2 separate regions of the Homo sapiens genome follow, and region 1 is linked to region 2. Evidence: chromatin contacts called from ENCODE Hi-C or POLR2A ChIA-PET data. All regions are on one chromosome and are shown on one strand. The core of a region is the stretch at or near the end of the contact, and the rest is flanking DNA. Distances in the headings are between cores, read along the strand shown. Region 1 overlaps TNPO1-DT (TNPO1 divergent transcript). Region 2 has its middle 20 kb from the start of ZNF366.

The links. A loop is a pair of places that touch in the nucleus more often than their neighbours do. ChIA-PET counts read pairs that join two places held with the same protein, here RNA polymerase II (POLR2A). Pooled maps may share reads with other maps.
Region 1: a loop to region 2 is called in a pooled map, with 3 times the contacts of the local background. The contact joins two enhancer-like sites. A Hi-C loop is called at or near these places in 4 of 168 maps with a recorded cell type or tissue (PC-3, dorsolateral prefrontal cortex, endothelial cell of umbilical vein and 1 more) and 5 of 50 pooled maps. POLR2A ChIA-PET finds 5 or more read pairs at or near these places in 1 of 52 experiments (CD4-positive, alpha-beta T cell).

What each region holds. Positions count from the first base shown.
Region 1 is chr5:72,608,480-72,614,541 of GRCh38, reverse strand. The region is part of intron 7 of TNPO1-DT (TNPO1 divergent transcript); the gene reads left to right. Among named protein-coding and RNA genes, the nearest start is that of ZNF366, 100 kb to the right of the region's middle. Within about 2 kb of position 3,246, at least 2 of the 41 ENCODE cell types and tissues checked have a DNase peak (open chromatin) inside an H3K27ac peak, as active enhancers do.
Region 2 is chr5:72,524,124-72,530,178 of GRCh38, reverse strand. No RefSeq gene overlaps it. Among named protein-coding and RNA genes, the nearest start is that of ZNF366, 20 kb to the right of the region's middle. RefSeq lists a silencer at 5,863-6,055. Within about 2 kb of position 4,223, at least 3 of the 41 ENCODE cell types and tissues checked have a DNase peak (open chromatin) inside an H3K27ac peak, as active enhancers do.

The sequences.
Region 1 (6,062 bases), core at 1,997-4,496, 85 kb before region 2:
AAAAAATGAGCCAGGCATGGTGGCAGGCACCTGTAATCTCAGCTACTGGGGAGGCTGAGGCAGGAGAATCGCTTGAATGCGGGAGGCGGAAGTTGCAGTGAGCCGAGATCATGTCACTGCACTCCAGCCTGGGAGACAGAGCAAGACTGTTTCCAAAAAAAAGAAAGAAAAAGAAAAAAAGAAAAAACTAAAAGGCTTCTGTGCAGCAAACAGTCAGCAGAGTGAAGAGACAACCTACATAGTAGGAGAAAATATTTACAAATCATATATCTATCAGGAGTTAAAATCCAAAATACATAAGGAACTTGACTCAATAACAAGAAAACAAATAACCTGATTAAAAAGTGGGCAATAGATCTGAATAGATATTTCTCAAAAGAAGACATACAGTGGCTAACAGGTATACGAAAAAATGCTCAACATCACTAATCATCAAGGAAACACAAAATAAAACCACAAGGAGATATCACCTGGCACTTGTTAGAATGACTATTATCAAAAAGATGAAAGGTAAGTGTTGGCGAGGATGTGGAGAAAAGGGAACCCTTCTACATGGTTGGTAGGAATGTAAATTAGTACAACCATTATGTAAAACAGTGTGGAGGTTCCTCAAAGAATTAAAAATAGATCCACCATATGATCCAACAATCCCACTTCTGGGTATATAGCCAAGGGAATTGAAACCTGTATGTCAAAGAGATATCTGCACTCTCATGTTCACACAGTAGTATCACAGTAAGCAAGATATGGAATCAACCTAAGGTACATCAATAGTTGGATGGGTAAAGAAAATGTGGTATATATACACAGTGGAGTACTACTCCACCTTAAGTAAAGAAGGAAATCCTGTAATTTGCAACAACATAGATGAACCTGCAGGACGTTAGGTTAAGCGAGATCAGCCATGCCCAGAAAAACAAATACTGCAGGCTCTCACTTATATTTGGAATCTAAAGAAGTTGAATTCTGAGAAGCAGAGTAGAATGATAGTTACCAGGGCTGGAGTGGTGGAGGGGGAAGAGGGTTGAGGAGAAGTTGTTCCAAGGATACAAAATTTCAGTTTCAGATAGTAAGAATAAGTTCCAGAGATCTATTGTACAACATGGTGACTATGGTTAATAACAATGTATTATAGTCTTGAAAATTGCTAAGAGGGTAGGTATTAAGTGTTCTTACCCCCAAAAATGATAACTGTGTGAGGTACTGCATATGTTAATCAGCTCAATGTAGCCATTCCACAATATATATATATTTTAAAACATCATGTTGTACATGATAAATATGTACAACTTTTATTTTTCAATTAAAAAATGAATCAACTTTTAAAAGGCCTATTCTCTGGTGAGTAAGCACTTTCTGCTCTTAAAGTTCATACTAATAATCTGGCAGTTTTAAAAATGCATTATAAAATAAAGTATGAGATTCTATGCTGACATTTAAGAGAAAAATTTTGATAGAAGACAGTGTCAGCACATAATATGCACTCAGTAAATACTTACTGAATGAGTGATCACAAGACAGGCTAATGTTACAGTAAACCTCCCTGTAGATGATATTATATATTTGTGGCTTTTGGAGAAGTACACGATGCACATTTGTTTTCAACTCCTGCCTTATGTTCTGACTTCTTCCAGCCTTCATAGCATGCAACCTCCAACCCTGAGAAATGTTACAGGGTAGGAGGCTTGAATTGCACATTCTTTACCGGACCCCCACATTAACTGAGATATCTTGTCCTACTTCCATTTGGCTCACTCTTCAGAAAGACTCTTTGAAAACAATTCATTTCCTCAGCCGATCATAGCTCCACAAAGAAAGGTGTGAGCTGGTTACAGAGAGTAGAAAACCAGGGCCAAGGGGCTCTTCCCCCAGAATTTGAAGTGGTGATGCCCATCCTCAAATACAGTGTGGGGACACAGAAGCCACTGCAGGCCCAAGCTGTGGCAGCAAAGTGGTTTTCTTCCCCTGCCTTTTTCTATCTCCGTAGGATAATTCTTTTGTTTGGTTTGAAGGATGGTATTCTAAATGCTAAGTACTTTCTAAAGTTAAGGACCAAATGTCAGACATCAGCCACCTGGTTTATTTGCAATTTGGCGTTATCTGCACATCTGTGAATGGGTGTCTCTCAGTACATTCCTGCTAACCATCTCTAGTCACCTTTCTCAGATCTCCTTGTTGAAACCATCAATAAATATGTCCTTCAATGGCCTCAATAGTAATGTTAGACTCTTAAAGCAAAGGTAATTTTATTTTGTAGGAATGTGCAGAGAGGAACTGGAGGAAGGAATTATTGAGTCTCACTAACTTTCCAGTGGCTTTTGAGGCTGGACGTAGAAAAGGTGCTGGGTGTTCCCCATGACTCTTCAATGATTAGTGCTCACCATGCTGTCCATCAGCAGGGGCTGAGCTAAGAGACTTTGACTCTAACTGTCCTTAAATCCCCTGGAGGCAGGAATCATCTTGTTGACCTGGCACAGAATACGGGCTCAGTTGGTCTCTTGGGTGAATAGAAGAAGGAAAGATCATGTTGACATGATGAGACTTGACCCTGTCCACCCCTACGTGGACTCACTGCACCCCTTTCCTATGGGCCAGCCATTTTCCATTTGTGAGCAGCATTAGCTTGAACCACTTATTGGGGATTAATGATTCCTCTTACTTACGGGAACCTGAGCTAGAAAATATTTGGTTCTAATGGTGTTGGCAAAGATTCAATAGATTGTATTATGATATAGATTTTCCTGTGTTGTGTCTCTTTTTTTAAGTTACAAAAAAACTGTTTTAGGCTTAAATGTATTCACCAGCCATTTAGTACTCTTAGACACACTGCATATTTAATGTTCCACTTGACTGCCTACTGAAAGAAATAAATGCATAATAAAATGCTTTGGAAAATGCTTAATTTTTCAACTGTTGATTTAATGCATAACAGTTCAATAAGGTGGTGGATCGGCCTGGTCTACAACTATTGAAAAATAGAAAAATTACCCTCACTGGAATGTTGAATCTGTGAATATTAAGTCTGTCAATGTAATTTATGACTCTGCAGGTAATATACTGGTAATTTGCATACTAATTACTATGGTGGAAGCCAAACGACTTTCATTCACTAAATTATCCTGCCTAAGTGGAAGCCAGCAACTGCCTCTCTGCGCTGGGGAGAAGCTTGTTTAGGAGGGAGGAAATGGAGCTCTGGCCAGGAGGCCTCTCAGAGCTGAAGAGGCCCCCTGCTGGCAGGCTGCAAAGCCCACAGCTTTGCCCAGAGCCCAGTGTCGGCTTCTCAGATCCAAAGCCCAGTGGATTTTCCAAGTGATTCAAATTCAGAAAACAGAAGAGTGAGGTCAAAGGAGTTCGCTCTAGGCAAAAACAATACATGTTTGTGTGTCCAGTAACAGAAACGAATAGAAATTTGAAGGCAGAAAAATAATCCGTCCCAGCTTCCTAAAAGGAATCCTTTTAACGATAGGCATCTGTTCTTTAATTCTCTCAAAAAGAGGTTTGATTTTCTTTTTGTAAATAGGAGTGTGTTTGGAGGATTGTGGGAGAATCAAATGATGTTTTAAGTGTCCTGGGTGCAGTATGCATACGAAAAGATATTCAGCCTCCTCAATCATCAGGAAAGAAAGCAAAGCAAAACACGGAGGCATAATCTTCTAGCAAAAATTAAAAAGATTGAAAGCTTTTATTATTGTCAAGGGCATGGGGAATGAGCACAGTATAAATTGGCATATCTATGAGGTGGGTAGTGTAGTAGTAGTCATCAAAATAAAAATGCACATCTTCTTTGATGCACCAATCCCACTTCAAGAAGTGTATCCTATAGAAATACAAATGTATAGTATGACCCATTTGAAATTACTGCTATTCAACCATTTTTTGATATACACAAACAGCAATTTGAAATGATTCAACTTAACACAAGGGTGTTCATTGTAGGAATTTTGTAATGATGACAGTTTAGAAAAAGTCTAAGAGTTCAGCAGGAGGAGACTGATTAAATAAGTAGTGGTACCTACGAAGCTTTTCTTAGGTAGAGCTCACCTACACTGACATGGAAAGATGAGCATGGAAGATAAAATAAACAGACCGAGTTGTGTAACATTATACATAATCCTATTTTTGTTTTTTAAAAGTGTAGCATGTGTGTATATGTATTTTGATTTGTGTATAATATAAATGTAGAAAAAGATTGGACAGCTATATCCTAATGTTTAACCATTGCTCTTTTTTTTTAAGACAGAGTCTCGCTCTGTTGCCAGACTGGAGTGCAGTGGCACGATAGCAGCTCACTGCAACCTCCGCCTCCCGGGTTCAAGCGATTCTCCTGCCTCAGCCTCCCGAGTAGCTGGGATTATAGGGGCGTGCCACCACACCCAGGAATTTTTTTTGGTATTTTTAGTAGAGACGGGGTTTCACCCTGTTGGCCAGGATGGTCTTGATCTCTTGACCTCGTGATCCGCCCACCTCGGCTTCCCAAAGTGCTGGGATTACAGGTGTGAGCCACCGCGCCCAGCCAACCGTTGCTCTCTTTAAACAGTAGGACTTGGGATAGAGTCTAGGGAAAGACTTTTTAGCCTTTTGTGTTATTTGAATTCAACATAGCCATAGCTCTTTTTACAGGTATTAAAAAACCCATAAAACAAAAGATAATGAAAATAAAGCATAAAAGTGATAGGGATTTACTCAATTAAAAAGAATGGTGAACTAAGTTTATATGCAGTAATATAATATTTGCTGTGTTTGACATATAAAGACTTTAACATATGAAACTTTTTTAAAAAGAAGGATGGGCCTATACTTTACGTATGTAAGGATATTTTAAGAGAGGTGGTAAAAATTAGGACACAGATTATATTAAAATTCACTATACCTAATTCAAATGTAGCTCAGCGGCTCACAGAGTACGCAGTGTCAAGCCAGCTATTTACTACGATCGTGGTGAGCCTCAATTTTAGAAAATGGAACTCATGAAGGCTTGAAACGGCACATAAGGACATGAAAGTCACAAATGAACAACTAGACTGGTTCACTAACTGAAGACACTATTTTATCCTTTTTTTCTTCTTTGCTACCAGTGCCTTATTGAGGTAATTTTATACACATTAAAATTCATAAATCTTAAGTGTATACTTTGATGAAGCTGGACAAATGTATTCAAGGGTATGCTGGTAAAGTGGCCCTCTGCAGAAAGACCCAAACTTGATTTGTAGCATTTGTTGGTTTGCATGGTTTAAATACTCCCACCATAGCTGATTTTAAGCTAGCGATGGTTTAACAATCGGCTTACAAAAATTCTACCCTCAGGAGTGTAAGAGACAGACTCAGCATACTACTGATGGTGTTAAATCATGTAACTATATCCCAAATCAAGAAACAGAAGGTTTTCATCACTCCACAATATTCTGTCATGGTTTTTTCTGGTTAATTCACCCCTTATCCTGCCATAGACAAACACAATTCTGGCTTTTATCACTGTTAATTAGTTTTGAACTTCATATAAATGGTTCTACAGAGCAGATACTCTTTTGTTTGTGATTTCTTTTGCTCAGCTTAATATTTTTAAAATTCATCCATGTTGTTGCAGAAAACACCATTTTAAAGTCGTGTGTTTACCTGTAAATCAATTATCTATGTCCTTGTATTGATCCTTGGTCTATTACTGGAATAGAACCTGCACTGTAAAACAGTTTTCCTCCTTTCAAACTCCTCTTTCTTATTTACTTCTTCTAATTGCTCCATGTATTATGTTGGCCACCCTGCACATAGGCTGCACAAGAAAGCAGATTTTATGATTATTTATTTTGAAATTTCAAATGTCACATTTTATCAAAATGAGTAGAAAAAAATAATAGACTATCATGGGAAGCTGTTCCTCAGTTGATTTCTTTTTCTTGGTGTGCGTGCGTGCGTGTGTGTGTGTGTGTGTGTGTGTGTGTTGGTAATTTTTGAATATCATTCAGAAAGCCTGGCCACAGATAGTATGCAGCAGCCAGCAGCCAGACTCAAATCTGAAAACAGCCTGACTTTGGTTCAGCAGCTGTGAGTGCTTTCCATGGCAACGC
Region 2 (6,055 bases), core at 2,974-5,473:
TGCAAGTCCTTAACTCAAAGGAAAAAAATTGTTTTGTTTTGTTAGCTGGTTAGATGAAACTTGAGCTAGAAAAGTTTCCTTTCAAAACTTGCTCCTGACTTCTTTACCTGCCTGTAATCTAAGTATCCCCTCTTACTTATACAAACATAAGGTGAGCAGGCACTTAATACTCTGGAAGTTTAAATGACATTTATGACTTAAAAAAAAACTTTACTTTTTGTTGCAGTACCTCTTTTTATGCAGAATTGGCCCATAGAGACTTAAACATTTTATAGAGATGGAGGTAAAGAACGCTTCTGAAATGAGAGAGATAAGATCTCTCCTCTTTTGAAGTTGAATATGGTTTTGACTGAAGTATATCAGCAGGACAAGGCCTTGAGGGCCCTATCAGGATAACCCACAGCAAGGGAAGGTGGGGAAGGGGCTGTGGCCCCTGACCAGGGCTCACTAGCAGTCTTGGATGTTCCCGTTTGGAGTGCTGGTTCAGCTCATCATGTGTCTGAGACCAGAACACATCCCCAACTCCCCAGGAATAAAGGGACAAGGTGAGTGTGAGCCAAAATGCTTATCTTGGGAACTCCAACAGGGGGCCTCACCCAGTCCATTAACAACCCTGAATGCAGCAGTGAGAAGGGGCAGCTGCAGTCCCAAACACGCATGCTGGGGCACTGTCTGGATGGGCAGCCACTAGCCACACATGGCTTTTGAGCCCCTAAAATGTGGCTATTCTGAATGGAGACATGTGCTCTAAGTGTAAAATGCACATTAGATTTTGAGGACTTACTGTAAAACAGGATTATAAAATTTCTCAATTTTTATGTTGATTACCTGCCAAAATAGTATTTTGCATATATTGGGTTAAATATGGTATATTATTAGATTTAATTTCATCTTAATGGGGTTATTAAAAATAATTAAAAATCACATATGTGGTGCATATTTGCGGCTTGCATTGCATTCCTGTTGGACAGTGCTGGTCTAGAAGATCCCATTGTCACTGCTGGAGCCATTTGGAAACAGGTAGTGTCATTAGGATGTCTTAGTTTCAAGGAATAACAACCCCAACTCAAAGTGGTATTAATAATAAAGAAACACATTATCTCAGAGCAGTTCGAGGCTGGGGAGCACCAGTGTTTCGAACACCATGGCTTGCTGGCATCATTAGACCCAGTGCTTCTCACTTTCCCACTTTGCTGTCATCTGGCTCATGCGAGGTCAATGTGTATCTATGGAAGTCCCAAGCGTCCATCTAATGTCCAGAGAAAACTAGGTGGCGGGGGGGTGGTGTTGCCTTTTCTTATCTCCCTTATTAGAAGTGGAGACATCTTTCTAGATGTCTAATTAGCCATAATTGGGTCACATAGTTTTGCTGAACCACTCACTGGCAAAGTCGTCGGATCCTGAATGGCTTGGAGTAATCTAGAGTAAGAAGTCTGTTGGGGAGGAAAGAACCAAGGCCATGATAGGAGGAACGAACATTTTGGACCAAATAACCCTTGATGTTCTTGGACAATTTAGTGAAACATCACAGGTCTCACAAGGACTACTACATATTCTGCTACTGAGACAGGGCTTATTTAGTTTGAAACACAAAAGAGATGTTATTGTGTTTGTATTCATAGGCTATTGTAGCTTAACAAACAAATAACTTTATATAAATAGACAAATAAAGCAAATAAAATCCCATAGTTCCATGTGGCAGAATGGAAAGAACACTGTATCCAAATACCACAATCTAGAGAGTTGGCTTTACTAACACCTTGACTACTAATTTGTTGTGGCACCTGTAAAGCTCAGCTAACCTTTCTGTGCTTCTGCTGGTTAACCTTTAACATGAATGTCCAAAGATTATGAGTCCATATGGCAAAATAATCACATGAATTCTTCACTTATTCTCTAATACAAACATATAACGCATGGTGATAGAAATGGAATATAACATATTTTTAAAATACATGTCTTAGAGAAAAAGGGAACATCTCTTTTAAAAATAAAAAAATAGCAAGTGTTTGGAAAGTTGAAGTTATGGGGCTCATAGGGAGTAGGTGCTGTCAAAGTTCCTTTGGAAATGAGGGTCAAGAGAACTCTATTTATTATGAGAGACCAAGTTCCTTGAATTAAGCAGGGGGCTGGACAGCACCTCCATCCAGGGAACTGGGACTGAAATTTTTCTGCTTGACCACATAGCTATGGCTAGAAACATTCTACTTGTGTAGAGAGGAGCCCATGTAATAAAGAGAACCAGGCTAGCACAGGGCACAGGTGTAATGCATTACCTGCTTGAGCTGAATGATTGGAACTTTCATGTAAGACTATCCTGGAAGTGTGAGGTCTAGAAGGCCAGGCTAAGGCAACCATGGGAAGGAACAGGCATTCAGGAAAGTTTCATGCAAGATGAAATCTCAAATAAAATCTACAAAGCACACACAAAAAATTATTGCAACACGAATCCATTATGAGATTCGACGAGTGAGAATTCATACCCAAAGAAACTGGAATGACATATAAATTTCAAATAACTTTAAACTTAACATGCTTAGAATTCTTAAAGAGATTAAGGATGTATTAATAGCATTCTTTCGATATTAAATGGGAGGTTATATGGCAAGAACAAGAAGATATAAAATAAGCTTGTTGAAAATTAAATTTTATTCCCTGAATTAGGAAAAAACACACTCAAAAAGTAAACCTTAATACTTAGCATAAACAAGAGACTGGGCAGACTTGAAGGCAGAATAAAAGAATTGGAAGATTGCGCTGAGAGGGGTCATACAGAACTTAGCCTAGACCTAGCCTAGAAAGAGGAGATAGAATAAAAGAGTTCAGGTAAAAGAAAAATAGACAGAGAAACACAGACCACACATCCAATGGGAGTTCCAGAAGGAATGAATAATAAAAATTGGGCAGAAAAACTACCTAAAAATATAATAACAGAGAAAAAATTTAATTGAAAAAATATAAAAATCCTCAGACTGAAAAATCATCCTGAATGCTTAGGAGGACAAAAATAAATAAAAATAAAATTCACATTTAGATAGAGTGGTCTAAAATTAAAATGGATATTAAACAATTAAAAAGTTGTCTTGATTTTATGAAATTATTTTGAGGCTCAAATGAACAATGGGTGGGAAGGTGCCCTGTGGAGAAGAGCAGGTAATGCTACGATGTGCTGGGGTTAGAGTTGATAATCAGTCATATCTCCCCCCAACTCTGAGTTTGGAACCAGCTGAGAAATAGCCACAAAAGATAGAGAATGAAGATACAAATATCAGCTTTATTATGGATAAGTCTAGATTGGAGAACACTATCCACCTTCAAGCAAGATGATTCTGATACATAATAATACTTGGGGGCTGGCCGCAGCAGCTCACGCCTGCAATCTCAGCATTTTGGGAGGCCGAGGTGCGAGGATCACTTGAGGTTAGCAGTTTGAGAGCAGCCTGGCCAATATGGTGAAACCCTGTCTCTATTAAAAATACAAAAATTAGCCAGGCGTGGTGGTGGGCCCCCACTTGGGAGGCTGATGCAGGAGAATTGCTTGAACCTAGAAGGCAGAGGCTGCAGTGAGCCAAGATCGCACCACTGCACTCCAGCCTGAACAACAGCATGAGACCCTGTCTCAAAAAACAAAAAACAAACAAAAAACAAAAAAGACGAATCACTTGCTGCATTCCTTTTCTTTCTTTTTCTTTTTCGAGACAGGGCCTTGCTCTGTCACTCAGGCTGGAGTGCAGTGGTGTGATCTCGGCTCATTGCAACCTCTTCCTCCCAGGTTCGAACAATTCTCCTGCCTCAGCCTCCCCAGTAGCTGGGATTACACCTGCCACCACACCTGGCTAATTTTTAAATTTTTTTGTAGAGAAGGGGTCTCACTATGTTGCCCAGGCTGGTCTCAAACTCCTGGACTCAAGCAATCCTTCTGTGTTGGCTTCCCAAAGTGCTGGGATTACAAGTGTAAACCACCATGCATGTCCACTGTACTCATTTTCTACTGCTGTGTAATAAATATTTTAAATTTACCAGCTCAAAACAACACAGATTTATGATGTCACCATTCCTGCAAGTCAGGAATCTAGACATTGCTTAACTGGATCCTCTGCTTGGGGCCTCACAAGATTGTCTGCAAAGAATTGACCAGGTCTCCTTCCTTCCTGGAGCTCAGAGTCCTCTTCTAACCCTAGGGGGATGTTGAGCAAGAGTTAGTTCCTTGTGGTTACAGGACTGAGGCTGGAAGTTTCCTAGAGACTTCCCACAATTCCCTGCTTTGTGACTCTCAACATATGCAGTTGATGTGATGGCAACTTGCTTCTTCAAGGCCAGCAGGAAAGTCTTGCTTCTTCAGTCTGCTAAAACTTCTATCACAACATAATTATGGGGTGACAGCCCGACATCTTTGTTGTATAATCTAATCTAAGCAAGGGAGTGATCGCCTATCACTTTTGCCATATTCTGTTGAGTAGAAGCAAGTCACAGATTCATCCACACATACAGGGAGTGGATTACAAAGGGCTTGAACAGCAGACAGCAGGAATTACCGGCAGTCACCCTAAGGTCTGTCCACCACGCTCACTGTCCTAATCTATAAAATGGGAATATTTCACAAATGGGAATATTTGTTATGTGTATCAAACAAAATAATAATATGAGAAAGGGCTTGACACAAAGAAAATGCTCAGTAATGTGAAATACCCTTTTCTGGCCCAAGAAGAGGGTCAGTGACGATCAGACCACAGGGTAGTAATTTAAATTTTTAGTCAATGCCTCAGTGCTGATGCAGATTGTCTAAGGGCTGTATTTTTAAAAACACAGAGAGGATATGTCATCTGCCCAAGGTCCTATAATGATAGAGCACAGACAACCTGGAGTCTTTGTCTGACTTCACAGTCAGCACATCACAGTGCCCAGCCGCTCCTGTCCAATGACCTGAGGCCTCTCAGTTCCCCTGTAGCCCTACAATTCATGTCACTCTGAAGGTCCACCCAAGAGCTCTGCTTTTTAAACTAAGTCTGGAGTCTCCAGATTTCTTTATGTACCCCTTCCTCAAATTTGAGCATACATCCCCAAAATGTGTATCTGTGTTTGTTTATAAATTATACATATAAGCTATCATATTAGTTTATTATGAAACATACCCAAAAGAACTTTTCAAAAGATAGAAAACATGTAATAAACCATACGTTAAAGTTTTCTGCCAATTGCAATGGCTCTTCTTCATGAGCTGGTATTAGTTGGGGTTTCCATTAATTGATGGGTTAAATCTATACTTCAAATAAACTTCTTGGTGGAGTTCAATACACTTTGGCCTCTGTGTAGGCTTCTTTGTGGATCTGATTCAATTATCATTATTTTTACTTTGTAATATGATTGAAGGAGTAGGAAAAATGTCTGCTTTGCCATTTTCTTATTCTTTGCAGAATTATTAACTGCATTATTATTAATTGCACTATTATTTGATTTAACTTATTATTCTATTTAACTTGTAATTCTATTTAGTTTGTAATTTAGAGGGCAGGAGTCTTTTAAAAAATTGTTAGTTGACAACATACAAACTGTATTGTGTCACAATACACTAAACACCAGTGAAAGAACGGTAGTATAACAGTCAACCTCTTCACGGTGTGAATTCCCACTTTTCCTTCAGGATAACTCAAGTTCTGTTTGTGACCCATGACCAGCTTATATATGGACCAAGTGAGAGTACCAGTGCCATTATGTATACTAAATGTTGATCAATCTAGATTGCTTATGGGGGAGGATGAATATAAATAACTTTGGAAGTTCTGCAAACCTGTCTTTAGAGACCAGTGAATAAGATTTTTCAGTTGCGAATCCAAGTTAATCAATATTGGAGATTCTGGCATCAATATGAATAGTCATTTTAAAAAAGTATTTATCACACCTTTGCCACCTCTAATGTGTAACATTTCCATATGTCACTTAAGATATCTTGCCAAGTGAGATAAATGAAGCTTAAGAGAATTCAGTTTTATCTCAGCAGAGGGCGTCCCTTCCTTCAACAAGAGGCTGTCTTAAGACCTGGAACCTAAGCAAAGAG